Linked DNA regions of Mus musculus: region 2 is linked to region 1. Evidence: chromatin loops called from intact Hi-C (ENCODE). Cell type or tissue: heart. All regions are shown on one strand.

What was found. A loop is a pair of places that touch in the nucleus more often than their neighbours do. Peaks named below come from ENCODE experiments on the same cell type or tissue, not always from the same donor. Only the 100,000 strongest peaks of a DNase experiment are listed, where the experiment ranks them.
Region 2: it touches region 1 in a loop (2.2-fold over the local background); 8 of 42 quality-filtered maps call a loop at or near these places.

Annotation. Positions count from the first base shown.
Region 1 is chr10:118,098,498-118,106,497 of GRCm38, reverse strand. No RefSeq gene overlaps it. Among named protein-coding and RNA genes, the nearest start is that of Mdm1, 39 kb to the left of the region's middle. In heart, no CTCF peak of the experiment used is centred here; a DNase peak (open chromatin) is centred at 3,057; H3K4me3 peaks cover 875 bases; H3K27ac peaks cover 739 bases; H3K27me3 peaks cover 1,389 bases.
Region 2 is chr10:117,908,769-117,916,768 of GRCm38, reverse strand. It overlaps a transcript of Gm32605 not described here. Among named protein-coding and RNA genes, the nearest start is that of 4933411E08Rik, 13 kb to the left of the region's middle. In heart, a CTCF peak has its summit at 370; no DNase peak of the experiment used is centred here.

The DNA.
Region 1 (8,000 bases):
AGCGTGAAGAGTGACTCGTGCTGTGTCCAACCCTCATGCAGCATGATCCTTGAAGTAAAGAAATGTTTCGGGGACTAGCCAGCTATGAATTAGTGAGCCCTTCCTGGGAAGCAGCTATCCCTAGGACGAGACTGGCACAGGCCTGAGTATCCCAAAACCTTACATAGCTCCTTAGCAAGTCTTGGGGTTTGTCAGATTCATCATCAAAGTCAGTTACAAGCAATCAGGTTGGGTGGAAGATAGATGGATGGCTCAGGGTATGACTTGAGGACCAGCAGAGACACGTATGTGTTGGACAAGGAGCCCATGCTGGCCCTCTGGCTCTGATTCTGGTAGTCAGCCATCTCCTGTGTTTCCCACTGACTACTCAATCTCTCAGAGAGAACCTCCTATGTTGCCTTATGTTGAGAAGTCACCAGCAGCTTCATTCTTTGCCCCACATCCCACACCTGACCCATTAGCAGATCCTCTTGTCTCTACCCAGGAAACGTACACAGAATCCAACCATGCCCCTGCCCCCACGGCAATAATAACCCCACCATGTCCCCGTGGTGTTACCGTGACCCCTTCACCGGAGCCCTCTTCTCTGCTCTGTAGAGCCTCCTAGACTCTATTTTCAACAGAATCCAGAGTGCCCTTCACGCCCTCAGAGAAATCCTCTCTTACTCAGTGTCACTAAATGTCCCATGGAGCCTACAGATCTTTCCTACCATCCCTTGCTCTCACCATTCCCAGCCACACTCATTTCCTTTTCTACATATGGCACCTCCTCCATCCTCCTCTTCCTCCTCCTCCATCCTCCTCCATCTCCTTTTCACCCTTTTCTCCTCTTCTTCCTCCTCCTCCTTTTCCTCCTCCTTCTCTTCCTCCTCCATCCTCCTCCATCTCCTTTTCACCCTTTTCTCCTCTTCTTCCTCCTCCTCCTTTTCCTCCTCCTTCTCTTCCTCCTCCATCCTCCTCCATCCTCCTCCATCCACCACCATCTCCTCCTTTGCCTTTTCCTCCTCTTCCTCCTTCTTTTTCTCCTCCATCCTCCTCCTTCTTCTTTTCTTCCTCCTGTGCTTCCTCTTCCTCCTCTTCTTCCTCCTCTTTCTCTCCTCTCTTCCTCCTCCCACAACTTCTCCTCCCTTTTCTCTTCCTCTTCCTCTCTGCCTCCTTCTCTTCCTCCTGCTCTTTCTTATCTTCCTCCTCTTCCTTCTCCTTCTTTTCTCCTCCTCCCCCTCCCTCTTCCCCTCCCCCTCCTCCTCCTCCTCTTCTTCTTCCTCCTCCTCCTCCTCCTCCCAGGTTGATTGGGCTTCCTATGCCCTTTCCCTGGGGTGCCCTCCCCCAGATAGTCATGTGATTCTAGCCCTCTCTCCCTTCCAGGTCTCAGCTCAAGTGCTTCCTTCCAAGGAGGCTCTTCCTAACCCTGTGGTGCGCCCTTCCTGCCCTGCCAGCCACCTGTACTGTGTGTTACATTGTTTACTGCCCTCCTCTTTCCATGGAAATGGCCTTTATATGAGGGCAGGGATTGTGGTTCCTTCACTCCAGCACCTCAAGTGGTTCCCCGGGGGAAAGGGGGAACACAGAAGAAGGAGGAAAAGGGATGAGTAAATCTATCTGGTATCTGTGGCTCAAAGCAATTTCTTTCATTTCTTTCTTTCTTTCTTTCTTTCTTTCTTTCTTTCTTTCTTTCTTTCTTTCTTTCTTTCTTTCTTTCTTTTTTCTTGTTAGTTTGTTGGGGTTTTTGCTGCTGTTGTTGGTTTTTTGGTTTGCTTTGGTTTTGATCTTTATTTCAGACAGATGAAGCAAAGCTACCTGCTAAGAGAAAAACATTAAAATAAGCTGCAGAATTTCAATATTATTAACTCATTTTCTTAAAATATGTTGGGGCAGGGAGATGGCTTGGCAGGTATTGCCACCAAACCTGGTGACCGGAGTTAGATAGCTGGAGCACCGTGTATGGTAGGAGAGAAGTGACTCCTACAAGTTGTCTTCTGATCACCACACAGGGTCTGTGACACCCACTCTCTTTCTCACAAACACAATAATTAATGGAAAAAATAATCAAAGCAAAAGTATACTTTGATTAATGAATACCATCTATGCTCTAACATCGTAAATGCTATAATTACCTACATCACACATATAATAACTTATAATGTACATACATTATAATTATAAATATTTTAAGTTGCATTATAAAGTCTCTAGAAAATAGACACCAAGTTATTGGAGGGTGGTAGTGACCTGACAGGACGGGAGGAAGCTAACTTTTACTTCCCGTGACTCAGCGTTTTCAGTCCGCTAAATGGGACACATTTATAACAACAGTACATTGCTTTATGATTTAAAAAGCACCAGGCCTGGTGGTGTTATGCCTTTAATCCCAGCAGAGCAGGAAGAGGCAGAATTCAAGGCCAGCCTCATCTGCGTAGTGAGTTCCAGGACAGTCAGTGCTAGGGCACAAGACCTTATCAGAAAAACAAAATGAACGAACAAACGAAAAACTGGACAACAGCGTGTTCTCTACTGAACTTTTTCCATTTTCGTTTCACTCCTCACAGAATGCTTTCCTTTGGATTTGGAACCTGGGTCGTCTGAGGGTCTTTTCTTCTCGAGAATCATTCTTGGTTCTCACAGAACCCGTCTCAGACGTGTGTGCTGTTTAGACAACTCTTGAATTGCATTTTTAAGGTTTTTGTCGTTGTTGTTGTTGTTCCAACTGATGGTTATGAAATAAGTTGTGAAATAAGAAATAGCTCATAAAAGACGGTCACAGTCCCCATTTGGGGGGCATCTATCTGTATGTCCCACACATTCTTAAGATTCCTATCTCCTGGGCATCTGTGATTTCCACATCGCAGCCTAACAGCATGATGCAATTGTCCCTTGTCACCAACAGAGATGCTGTGTCCTCCCACAATTTCACAACAGTCTTTCCCCTTCTGCTGGGCTCACGCCCAGCAAGGCTGTATGAAGGAATCTCAGGAGCTGAAATGACTCCGCCCTGTGAGGAAAGGACGCAGGATGCAGGGCCTGCCGCCCCTGTGCCCTGGCCCGTGTTTGTTGTTCTATTGGGCAATGTGGACAGCGGTTCACAAGGCAACACAGCCTCCACCCCTAGCAAGTGAGCAGAGCGCCTGGCTGGCGGAGGAGAGATGCTCCGCTTCTCTGTGACCACGCCCTTTCTTAGGCTGGGCGGCGCAGGAAGCCGACCGAGAGGGAGGAAGCTTTGAGCTGTGGGAACCTCAGCGTGTGGGCTGACAAAGATCTGCTCCACCCCTCACCCTGGAGACTGGCTCAGACCATGCCTTTCTCCCTCCTCAGCAACCCCCCTGCTTACACAGACGACTGACATGGTTCCATAATGTAATCAAGTCATGCAAGTGGAAATAAAGTAGAAACGAGACGGCATATCCTCCCCCCAACCCCCGCACAATTTTGAATGGTGATAGTGACAACCAGATAAAACCAGATACATGGTTTCAACTGATTGCTGGCGGGGGGGGGGGGGGGGGGTGGTGCGGGGTGCGGGGGGGGGGGTACCATCCTGCCAGAAACTTCTCCTTCTGAGGCAATTTAAAAGCATGTATCAAAAGCCTTAAAGGTTGTCTTGTCTACACTTGGGGAATTTAGCCTGAAGAAACACCAGGTGTGTCTATAGAATGTTGTTCTCATGGTCATTTATAAAGATAGAATACTTGTGGTGGCACACGCCTTTAATACCAGCACTCGGGAGGTAGAGGCAGGTAGATTTCTGAGTTCAAGGCTAGCCTGGTCTACAAAGTGAGTTCCAGGACGGCCAGGGCTATACAGAGAAACCCTGTCTCGAAAACACTGAGAGAGAGAGAGAGAGAGAGAGAGAGAGAGAATGAATACTTGGTTGTCATTCAGAATAGTATCTCAGAAGGACATTTTTTTCAAAAGAGCCAGACTTGGGCTACTGCATGAGCCCAAGACTAGCTGAACAGCAGAGACACTGCCTCAGAATAAAAATTTAGGAGATAGCTCAATAATAGATCACTCGTCTACCATGTGCAAGGCTCTAGCTTTGATTCTCAGTACCCACCCCCAAAAACAGTATTCCTGGTAAGGCCCGTTGCATCATCTGTAATATTAATATATATATTTATGTGAGGATATATCTATATATCCTCACATAAAATATGTATGTGTGCATACATAAAATATACTATGTGTATATGTGTACAAAGATAGGGGGAAGCACTTCCTTTCTCATGGGAGGGGGACACTCTTCTCTTGTCTGCTACTTCGAGCACTGTCCTTGGGTCTCAGCCTGGCTCCTGGCTACTCTTGGTTCCCAGGCTGTAACTTCCTCTCCTCAAATAGTCTCTGTCCTTGAGGCATCTCCTCGTCCACCCTTAACTCACTACATTTACCTCATCTCCTGTGTGGCTTTACTGTGCTGATGGTCCTTTGATAAAATATCTGTCTCCATTCTCCTCCCCCAGGCCTTTAGTGTATATCCAAGTATCTCCTAGAAATGCTCACCCCGGTATGATACCTTTACTTAGCCTCTCATAACAGAATCTAACTTCCTCTACCTCCCCTGCCCCAACACGCACAAACACCACACCCCTGCTTCTTCCTCATCACACCCAACCTCAGTAAAGGGGCTACCATTTCACCAGGCAGAGGGCCAGAAGACAGGACAGCCATCTCTTCATGTCTTCCTTCCCTCATAGTTTACAGTCAGTCCATTAACAAGTCCTGTGGTCTCCACCTTCAAAATAGCCACAGAATTTGCCTTTAGGTCAGCCTCCCCTCACTTGACTTCTTCATGAGCTTCCAGAATGATCCCCCTGAATCCACAGTGTCTGTCCATAACCCATTCCACACAGCAGCTAGTAACCATTTTAAAATATAAGTAGATGAATAAATCAGATCAAAGGCTTGAAACCTCCAGCCACCATGTTAATTTATGTAGGCATTATGAGATGTGGAGTGCTCTTGTTTTATTCCAGATACTTCTGTGTGATTTGCCAAACGTTTAACAACGAACACCCCTCATTTCTGCCAGTAAAAAGGAAGGAAGGAAAGAAGGAAAGAAGGGAGAGAGAGGGAGAGATGTTTTAAAAGAATCAAGGTATACTTTTTAGCCTTGAACATAAGAACTTTTTCTTCCATGAGTCAGCACCAGTCAAGTAGCATCCAACAAGCTAATTTTGGACATCTAAACCCCCAAAAGTCATTACAGGGAACAATGAGGTAATGCCCCAAACCAAGGAAGCAAATACATAGAACTTTAAAGCCACTTCTGCCTCATCCCCAACCACTGAGTTGGAACACAGTCTCAGAACCTTCTTGACAGAGGCAAGGCCAACATCATTCAATTAGAATTAATACTTCAAAGAAAACGTATTTGTCCTCTACAGCAAATATGCCATGAAAAGGCTGCAAAGGTAAATGACTCTATTCTCTTTTCAATACGCATGATGGGTATTTTTATCCCCCTATAAATGGAGCAAAGATTGAAGTTACACACTACAGTGCAGATGGAAGTAGTGGGGCTCAGGGTTGTCCCAGAACTTGGGCCACAGGTACTAAGGAATTTGTTACTGTTGACAACTTTGAAAATAGATAATAGGGGAAATGAAATAAAGTCCCCACGTTTCATAACAAAAGCTATTGTGGTCTTTAGGGGAAGGGTTTCCGGTGGCCAAGCAGATTTGCTGGTTGCCATAACAACTGTGAACATCTTCTCATTCTGAAATAGCTTTCATCAGGGACTTTCAAGACTGAAGAACAGATCGCTCGGCTGGCTTTAGCATCTCCCACTTTCCTGTTGCTTCATCTGCAGTTGCACATAGGTTCAGTGTCCAGCAAACAGAAACTATTCACCTAACTGCCATAAAGAGGGTGTGTGTCCCCACTGCTACTCCCTCTTCCTGAAGTAAGCCGCCTTTCCACAGGTCACTCAGAGGTTCTGATACTGACTTAGTCAGGGATTCTATTAGTCTGGGAATGTCCCCATATTCTCAGACGAATCAGTGTGCCACTTTACACATTAAGCCGGAAGATGGTCCTTTCTGTAACATGCATCCTCTCGCCACTGACATCACTACCCCAGTCTTAAGACCACCAAGCCTTGGACTCAGAGTTCTGTTCTACTCTGCTTTAAGAATGCACAGCCATGCCTCCCTGTGGGCAGGTGAGCGTCTAAGACCTCCCATGCGTTCAGTGGGAGTAATTAAGGGATGGTGCCTATTATTCTTGAACAAATGGTACGCCAAACACCAGGATGGGAACACAGTGCTGAACCTTACCCTTCTTAATTACATGTATGGGCTCTGCCCATTTTCCTCTTTGGAGCAAGAGTCATTGTAGAGTCCACTGTGCCTGTGTGGCATAAAGACAACATTACCAGTGAGGGCCAGTGATCCCAACTAGAGAAGCAAAGTAGGCAGAGAGGAGCAAAGTATGGTTTAACTGATTCAAAGAACTGGTATATTGGCAAACACAATGAAATGTATAGTAAAGCCTTTGTGTCTGACTTTGAAATGTTCCAGCAAAGCCTTTAATATCTTTGGGTCAACAATTACAGGCTGGAAAATTGTTATGAGATTTTTTTAACCTTGGAGAAATGTTGTTTCTCTGGTAGGTCCGCACTCGATGCTTTATGGGAGGTTGCAGCTGTACTGATCTCGGTCCTAAGACGCTCTTTACAAACCTGGAGTTCTTACCTCTGATTATAGCTAACCATGGTCAAAAGGGACTGAGATTTGTGTGGGTTGCTTGCCATCGTGAGCAGAAAAGGGCATGATAACTTTGGTAGATGGAGTCTTTCTCAGCTCCAATTAACCTTGTATGATGTTTGAATAAAGTAACTGGAGTGAGCTAGCTGGGTGTCAGTCTTCCCAGAGAGACTGTACCCCTCTGCTCCTTCAGAAAATGAAGGCTTAGCATCTTGGTGAGCTTCTCTCTCTACCGAGGCACCTATGAACAACATCAATCAATAAGCAAATCACTCGTGGAAGCAGCCTAATTGCCATGTAACTCTGCAACAATCCAGGGTTCTATTAAACATGTGCCCGATTAAGTCTACTGTTGCTTTAGCACAGTGCTGGAAGCTATGTAAGATCAGGATCACTGGCTCAGGAAGAGAGGATCAATGTCGTCTTCCTGAGTCGCTACCTTCTATTTTCACTCTTGGGTCTGCTCTGTTGTCTTAAGCGGGGCTTCTATTTCTGTGATAAAACACCATGGCCAAAAGCAACTTAAAGTGGAAATTTCTGGTTATAATGATAGTTTGCTGAAGCAGACACAGGTGAAATGATATTTTGCTTTAGAAAACACATGAAAGGATACATGATGTTTAGAAAGAATATAAATGTGACCCCACAGACAGTGGAAGCTCGATCATTGGTTCACCTTGCTCCGTCTCACTTGTCTTCACTGACCACATCCATGTATTGGTTCACCTTACTCTGAGTTGCTGAGCTTCGCGTGTGGTGACATCATAGAAGTAAAAGCGCCAAAGAATTTCTTGTGAGATTCCCTCAATTTTTTTTTATCGTTTCCATGCTTTCACGGACTCTGGTTGACTGGTGAGCCTTGAGGTTTCCTGGATTGAACTGCCCTTGCTGATTCGTGTGTGGTGTCTGCCGAGTGGACTGGATGGCAGCTGCTGATTCATGTTTGGTGTTTGCTCGTGGACTGACTGAGAGCAATAAAGATTGGAATTACCCCCCAAAGAACTGTTTCTAAACAGGTCCACTTCCCCCATATTCTAATAACCTTTCTTTTCCACTACCTCTGGTGGGTGGTGGGCTAGAGGGAGGGGTTGAACCTTATTAAAGTAAGTATTAAAGTATATATGCTTACACAACTGTGGAGGAAAGGTTTTATTTTTTGCTTATAGTCCCATATCACAGTCCATCATCCAGAGAAGTCAGGGCAGGATCCCATAGGCAGGAGCTGATGCAGAGGCCACAGAGCAGTGCTGCTTACCGGCTTGCTCTCCTCAGAGGTTACACTGCTCACAATGAGTTGGGCCT
Region 2 (8,000 bases), 190 kb after region 1:
CTTTTCCATCTATCTACCCATATTGGTAAGTACTCTTTCCAGTAGCTTTTTCCATCTATCTACCCATAAGCATAAAGGCCAACTCCACAGATGCCTTTTTGCTTCACATTCTGAATATTTTGGGCATGTTGGGTTGTCTTTTTTTTTTTTTTTTTTAATCGCTTTGCCATCATGTTAAAGGATGCATAAACAACCTACTATCTAGATGATTCGTGACTCAGCTCCGTGAGTCATCCTTACTGCTGGACCAACCGCTTTGCAATGGCTTTAAGATAAACAACAGGGAGGGGAAACGGCCCTCCTCCCTTTCGGGCTGTTTTGCTTAGGAGAAGTCTCTGGAAGCTGGACTCCTGTATCAAAGGGCCCCTGCAGGTTAAAAGCCTTTAGTGCACACTGCCAGGCTGCTTTCCAGAAAGCTGTACCAGAAGGCATCCCAATGTGTCACAGTCTTTGCTGTTTGTCGTCATTTTTTTTTTTTTCCCTTAAGGTCTGTCTTTTTTTTTTTTTTTTTTTTTGTCATCATTTTTTTAAATGACTTTTTTTTTTGTTTTTGTTTTTAATCTAGCCATCAAGCATGGTGCTTCGTTGCTTCGCTCTGCAATTCCATGATTAAAAGTGAAGTTGGAACGGCCCGGGCTGTGTCAGGGAAGGGGTGCTTGCCTAGCATGTGTGTGGGAGGCCCAGGATGCATCTCCAGAACCATCAGGGGTTAAAAAAAGAAAAAAAAGGGGAGAAATTAAAAGTTTCACACACATATATAATTCTACTTTTCTTGCTGATACATTTGTTCATGTTTCTTTGTCCATTTAGATATTACACTGTTTACATTTTTCTTACTGGTTTTTATGAGTTCTTCCTACCCCACCCCCACCCCTCCTCCTCTAACCCCCTAATCCCCCCATCCCCACCCCACCTCCCCAGTTTCTTTCTTTCTTTCTTTCTTTCTTTCTTTCTTTCTTTCTTTTTCTTTTTCTTTTTTTTTTTTTTTTTTTTTTTTTTGGTTTTTCGAGACAGGGTTTTTCTGTGTAGCCCTGGCTGTCCTGGAACTCACTTTGTAGACCAGACTGGCCTCAAACTCAGAAATCTGCCTGCCTCTGCCTCCCAAGTGCTGGGATTAAAGGCATGCGCCACCACACCCAGCCCTGCCACTTGTTTCTAAGCATCAGGGTTTGTGAAGGCGTTGGGGAGTGTCCCAGCCTTTTCACCTGCTTACATCTGAGTCATCTCCTCTGGACTTTCTTCCACTGCTAAAAGAATGCCCTCTCCCATCCATAGTATCAGGTTTTTCCTCAAGATCTTGCTGGAGAACAGAAATTAAAAGTCTCCTTCTTGTTGGGCTAGTGGTAGCTCACGCCTTTTAACCCAGCACTCAGAAGGCAGAGGCAGGCTGGTCTCTGAGTTTGAGGCCAGCCTGTTCTACACAGTGAGTTCCAGGCCAGCCAGGGCTACACAGAGAAACCCTGTGTCCAAAAAGCCAAAAAGAATAAAAGGCTCCTTCTCCAGGACTGTCAGCCAGGAGGAAGTAACAGACAGGTAGGGGGGACTGTTTGTTCTAGCTAAGAGAAGGTCAAGCTGAGGTCAGGGGCCACATTTAAATACAACAGCTCATGGGTTGACTTAATCACCATTTTAAAAAATACGTGCCATTTAAAACATGCACAAAGTTGTGCTGCTTCTAGAAATACTTAAACTAGGAATGTGATGGCTCAGCCTAGCTCATTGATTCTCTTCTTCCTGACTCTGGAAGTTCTAAAGCAATGACTAGGGAAATGTCAAGCAGCCATTCACAATTCCCACAAGTCTTGAGAATCTAAGAAATTCTCAGACCGGTGAAATGGCTCATCAGGTAAAGGCCCTTGTGGCCAAGCCAGAGGGACATGAGTTCACTTCCCAGAACCACGGGGTGGAAGGAGAGCCAGAGCCCCACCCCCTGCATGCTGTCCTTTGACTGCCGTACACACACCTCAGTACACACAGGAATGTAAGGAAATTCTCTTCTGTTTTGGCCTTATTGCCACAGTCAGTGGTTTTTAGAAAACATCTCAAAAAAAGAAAAAAATAAGTGAATTTGCAAGAAGAGAAGAACTGTACCGCCTGGGTATCATGGAGACACCTGCTAATCAGTGACGGGGAAGAGAGTTTTGCAAAGGTCGGCCAGCTCGGCTGGCATGGCTGTCGCTTGTTAAAGTCGACCCTACAGCCATGGTTCTCAACCGGTGTGTTGCGACCCCACAGGGGTCATATGCTGGGTTCCAACATCAACACAAGAGCCTTGGCATGTGCGAACACACCATACATTCACACACACCACACACACACACATGTTAAATAAGTAAATGTACATTTTTGTTTTGTTGTGTTGTTGTATTGTGTTGTATTTTTGGTTTTCGAGACAGGGTTTCTCTGTGTAACCTTGGCTGTCCTGAATTCCCTCTGCAGACCAGGCTGTCCTTAAACTCAAGAGATCCACCTGCCTCTGCCTCCCCAGTGCTGCAATTAAAGGCGTGCGCCACCACCACCTGGCGTGAAAATATTTTTAAAGATGTAAAATTGGTACAGCCTTCTCATAAGAATGCCTTCTCGGTGTGCGGGGTGCTTTAAAACGTCTGCACTTTTTGTCACAGCGATTCCATTTCTAAACATCTGTTTTAAAGGAATCATTAGAGATATGTGCTCACAGGTGACATATTGTAGTGAACATTCCAAACAGCCTCAGAAACAGGAACATCAGTACATGAATTACTGACAGAATGTACATACATACACACATACATTATGCGTGTATTATACATACGTTTCAGGATATATACCCATTAAAATCAGGCTTAAATTTATCCCCCTGTCTAATGGTTAAGAGTGTGCTTTTTCCATTGAGCATAGTAATACTCATCTATGGTATCCCAGCACTCAGGAGGCTAAGCTACTAGGGATCGTGAGTTCTAAGCAAGCCTGGACTATGGAGTGTGATCCGGCTACAAAACCCAAAATGGACTGGAGAGACGGCTCAGTGGGTAAAAGTGCAAGTCTGCAACCGTGAGGATCTGGGTTTGGACCCCCAGCAGTTACATAATAGAGCTAGATGTTGCTGGGTGTGCCTGCAACCCCATAATTGGGAGTGGGGAGAGGTAGGGAGAACCAGGAGATGGGTAGTTTCTGAAAGCTGCCTAGGCAGCCAGCCTAGCCAAACACCATGAGCTCCTTGTTCCATGAGAAACTCTGTCTCAAGGCAGTAAGGCAAGGTGATAGAAGAAGACACTAATATCCTGTTTTGACCCCTGCGTGAGTGCACAAAGACACACACATCTGCACATGAACACAGTACAGAACACACAAAAAACAGGCCTACACATCTGTACACGCACACAGAATAGAACACACAAAAGACAGGAGCACACATCTGCACATGCACACAATATATAGCACAAAAATAGAAAAATACACACTGTATAGCACTTCCTATACAGTGTTATAAATTTAAGAAAAAAGTCATCTTATAGAAGATAGACAAAATTGAGACAAGTCATTTCGGTATATGTGATATAAAAATGTAAGGAAATGCACAAACCTATAGTATGACTATAGATTCTCCTCACATCCTAGATTTTCAAATTTTTCTGCAATCTACATGTCCTGTGTTGGAGGGGGGCTGCTTTTACAGAGACTTGATCTGTACAGCGAAAGAGCAATCCTTGTACCTGGATGCAAGTTGACCTACAGTGCCAAGATGCTTTTCCGAAGGGCTAGATGACAATCAGAGGCACAAAGCCCACCATGTGCTTCATGGAAAGGATACAAAGAAAGCCTTGCCAGGAAGAACTAAACCAGAAGCTTGGGATGCAGCTCAGCTGGTAGGATGCTTGCTTAGCATGCTTAAAGCCCTGGGTTCATCCCCAACACTTCATAAAACTGGGCATGGTGATGTACATCTATCCTAGCACTTGGGATGTAGAGGCAGGAAGAGCCAAAAGTTCAAGGTCATCTTCAGCTCTATAGCGAGTTCAAAACCAACCTGGGATACATAAGACCCTATCTCAAACTAGATAGATAGATAGATAGATAGATAGATAGAGTACATGAACATGAACCAAGCCAAACATGCTGGTGCAAGCCTATAATCCCAGCACTTGAGAAGCTGAAGCAGGAGGGTAGTGAGTTCAAGGCCAGTGTGGCCTACACAGTTAAAGATACTTCATGTTTTCAAAAGTTGAAGCAGCAGGCTGTGCCTTAAAACTTACCTACCCAGGTTCAATTCGTTAAAACCAAGTCACCCAGATCACTAAAGACACCTCACTTGCCCTCTGCCATGCCAAAAAGTCCAGTCCGCTCAACTCAGCCGAAACCGGATTTCAAATCCTGATTCGACCTTTGCCAAATGAAGACAGTCTTATAGGCCAGCACCTGCCACTCCCGGGACTTGTTCTGATTTCATCACGATGGTGTAAAATGTTCGGAACAGTTACACATATCTGTAGTGACAATTTTGGAATTTTGGTTTCTTTTTTTTAAAAAAAAATCACAGAAATATTATAAGTGTTTTCATTTTAATCCCAGGTGTGAGATATGGAGCTGCTTCTATTTGTCCTCAGCAGCTGACTATGATTTGCCTCATGCTCTGGCAGGGGTGTGATTTTGCCAGCTGCTGATAGTTTCTTCAATTGTATGACTTCTGGAATCTAAGTTCCAAGAGGTTTGTGGATTGTTGGTTGTGGTTGTTAGTGGGTTGTTGGTAGTTTGGTGGTAGGTTGGTGGTTGTTAATTGGTTGTGGTTGTTGGTAGGCTGTTGTTGGTTGCAGTTTGTTAAGTACTTGAGCACAAAGAAACAACAACAAGAAGAAATTAGCTACCCTGACAGTGAAGATCAAGCTTGCCCCAAGGAGCTGATGCCTCTAATCAGCAGGAAGTAGTCTAATGATAACACTGCCCCTCTCTGACCCCTGACTTTATGTAGGGATCTCTTTCCTTTCCTCTCTATCATTTTCTCTCTCTTATCCAGTGTTAGGGGTTGAAAGTGTGGAAGAGAAAAGAACCCACAGAGCAGCCAAAGACAAGCCACATGTGTCCAGTGACGTTGTTTCCACTGGAGTTTCTCAAGAATTGTGACCATACTATTTTCTCTTCTCCTACCACCTAGGGTGCTTTAAAAAGTGTCACATGCCATTGGACATGTGAAATACATATATTATTTCTATTACACACACACACACACACACACGGAAAAGAATAAAAGGACACCGCACTTTGAATTAGATTATAAACTTCGTTTGGTTTTTATTGTTTTGTTTCGTTTTTTTTGTTTTATTCTTGGGGAAGGAAGGGGTTTGGAGATTTTTTTGGGGGAGGTTGGTTTTTTTATTGGAGTTTTGTTGTTTGGGGAGAGATATATTTTTCTGATTTCTCTTAGGCTGGGGAAAATAAGTTTGGAACAGCCAGCAGCTTTTCTAGGAACTGAAGAATCTATGACCAATTTCAGAGTGTCATCAGAGTTTGCCATTCTGTTTCGTCTTCTTGGAAATATGGAAGTCCAATCTCATCAGTTTAGTCCATATGTGAAAGAAATTAAAGATGTCTAAAAACATCATTATTAATTTTCCCTGGAATGGCTGAGTGTTGCATGGTTTCAAATTTTCAATCTAATATAAAGTATTCTAATTATGAGAATCTCTACCAATAAATGTACCACTTTGCCTGTCACCGAGCCATTTTCATTATACTTTCTTCTTCCATACATAAAGGATAATAAGAAACCATCCATCTGGACTCTTATATGGAGCCTATGAGAAAGCGCATGTGAAATCGTATTATACATTCTGAACCTCCTGCAGAACCACATTCCCAGACCTCCAGTGGATGCCTCGACCACAACTAGGGCCAAAAGCTAAATACACGTTATTGCCACATAGCATCAGAGTTAAATCCGCGGGCTTTGCCCTGGTGACTCTTCTGTATCGGTACCTTGCCGCTCTGGAACACTAAGGTACAGAGTGATGAACAGGAGGGCAGTGTATATGGCCTGGATGCACTGCACACCACAGGGGACAGGGGGGATGTCCTCAGTGAGACAGAGGGACAGAGTGAACGGTTTCATGACACACACAACTCTAAACTTAGAAAGGGTCATTATCTGTCATTTTCCATTCATTTTTAGACTATGACTACACGAGACTGAAACCTAGGAAAATGAAACTGTGCACAAGGGCAGAGGGGCTGTCCCATGCATTCACTGTGTAAAAATGCAAAGTTCTCTCTTTGTCTGGCAGTCTTCTCGCATTGTCTCTGGTGCTAGGACCGCCTTCCCACCTTTTTAATGCCTACGGTCTGTATCTCAGTTACATCTTCTAGTTTATCTCTGGTTTAAATTGTTTTGTTTTAATCCATCTCATGTTTGTCGGTAGCTTGAGTTTTGCGACAGAATGTTTTGTAATCCAGGCTAGCCTAGAACCCCCTTAACGGCCTTGACCTGGTCCTCCAGCCTTCATCCCTCAGGTGCTGGGATTACAGCTGTGCACCACCACAGCAGCAACGACAGGCTGCTTGCTTTCCTGTTTCTCTCCCATCACCCTCTCTCTTCTCCAGTCCCTGGCTGGGGGATGGGCCTGTTGGTTTGGAGGTTTGTTACTGCTGTTTCTCCTTTCCTCCATCTTTCAGCGATCTCATGCCCCGCCCAGAACAGATGTTTCTAAGCTTATGAAACAAACTTGCTATTTACTTATTAGCACAGTCCAGTGCCACAGTGCACATCACCCATCACAGTCTGGCGAAACTATGTTCACGTTTCGTTTGCTTTCCATCACAGCGTACCTAACAACATCAACTTAAAGGCAGGGTGGCTTACTTCAGCTGATGACTTCACAGACTTTAGGTCACGGTCTTGACGTCATTATTTCTGGGACTGCAGTAAAGGGGGAGGGGGTAACACAATGAGAAATCTGATAGAGCAGAATCGCTCACCTCGTGTACGGGCAGTACACAGGAATCCTAATGTGACCTTCAAGGGCACGGCCCCAATGTCCTGACCACCTCCCACCTCTCCAAGGTGCCACATTTCTGCCTAGCACACCACCAGCCGGAGACTGAGCACACCTTAAACATTTAAGTTTTGTTTTTGTTTTTAAATGTTAGTTTAATTTCCCCCTGTGATCACCTTGTAGTTTTCAAAATACTTTTAGTGAGCACTGCTAATCAACTCAAAATTCACTAACAGTGACTTTTTCCGTTCTATTTTTTTTTTAACATGACAAAATACAATATAATAAGATAAAACAAAACCTGTCGCATGCAGGCTGGCCAAGGCAACCAAACCATAGGAAAAGGGCCCCAAGAGTGATGAGTGACAAGATGACTCCTGGTGATTCCCCTGTGTTGAGCTTATCTGTGTCCTGGGGATCCCCCCCCCCCTTCATCAGAAAGAGATACTTCTGTTCTTTTCAAGGTCAGAGGATAAGATACATTTCAACTTCCCTTTTGTATCCTAGGTTACTGCTCACTTAGCTGTTAGGAGGGACACACATGCTAAAGAATCAAGCCTTCCCACCACAACCTCGCTGGTTGTGAGATATATGCCAATAGGCCGGGTGCAAATATTAGATGCTCGTTACCCTGCCCCTGCCCATAAAGCTTGCAGATTATTTTAGCCCTGGTCAATATATTGATTGTGGCCTTGTAGCAGACTCCCAACAGAACCAGCCAGCCAAATTGCTTCTCAGTCCTCACAGAAATTGTGAGGAATAAAAAAATGTTCATTATCATTTTTAAGCCATTAAATTTTCTAATAATTTGTTATGTGGAGACAGACAACTAATATTCTTGCCTTTTTTGTATTAAAAATTATACACACACACACACACATATACATTTAGAAATATACACACACATATGTACATTTAGAAAGAAATGCTTTCTGGTTGCTATATATCTGATATATGTATATGTGTATATGTACACACATATACATATATCACATATATATATACATATATATATGTATATATATTCAGATCTAT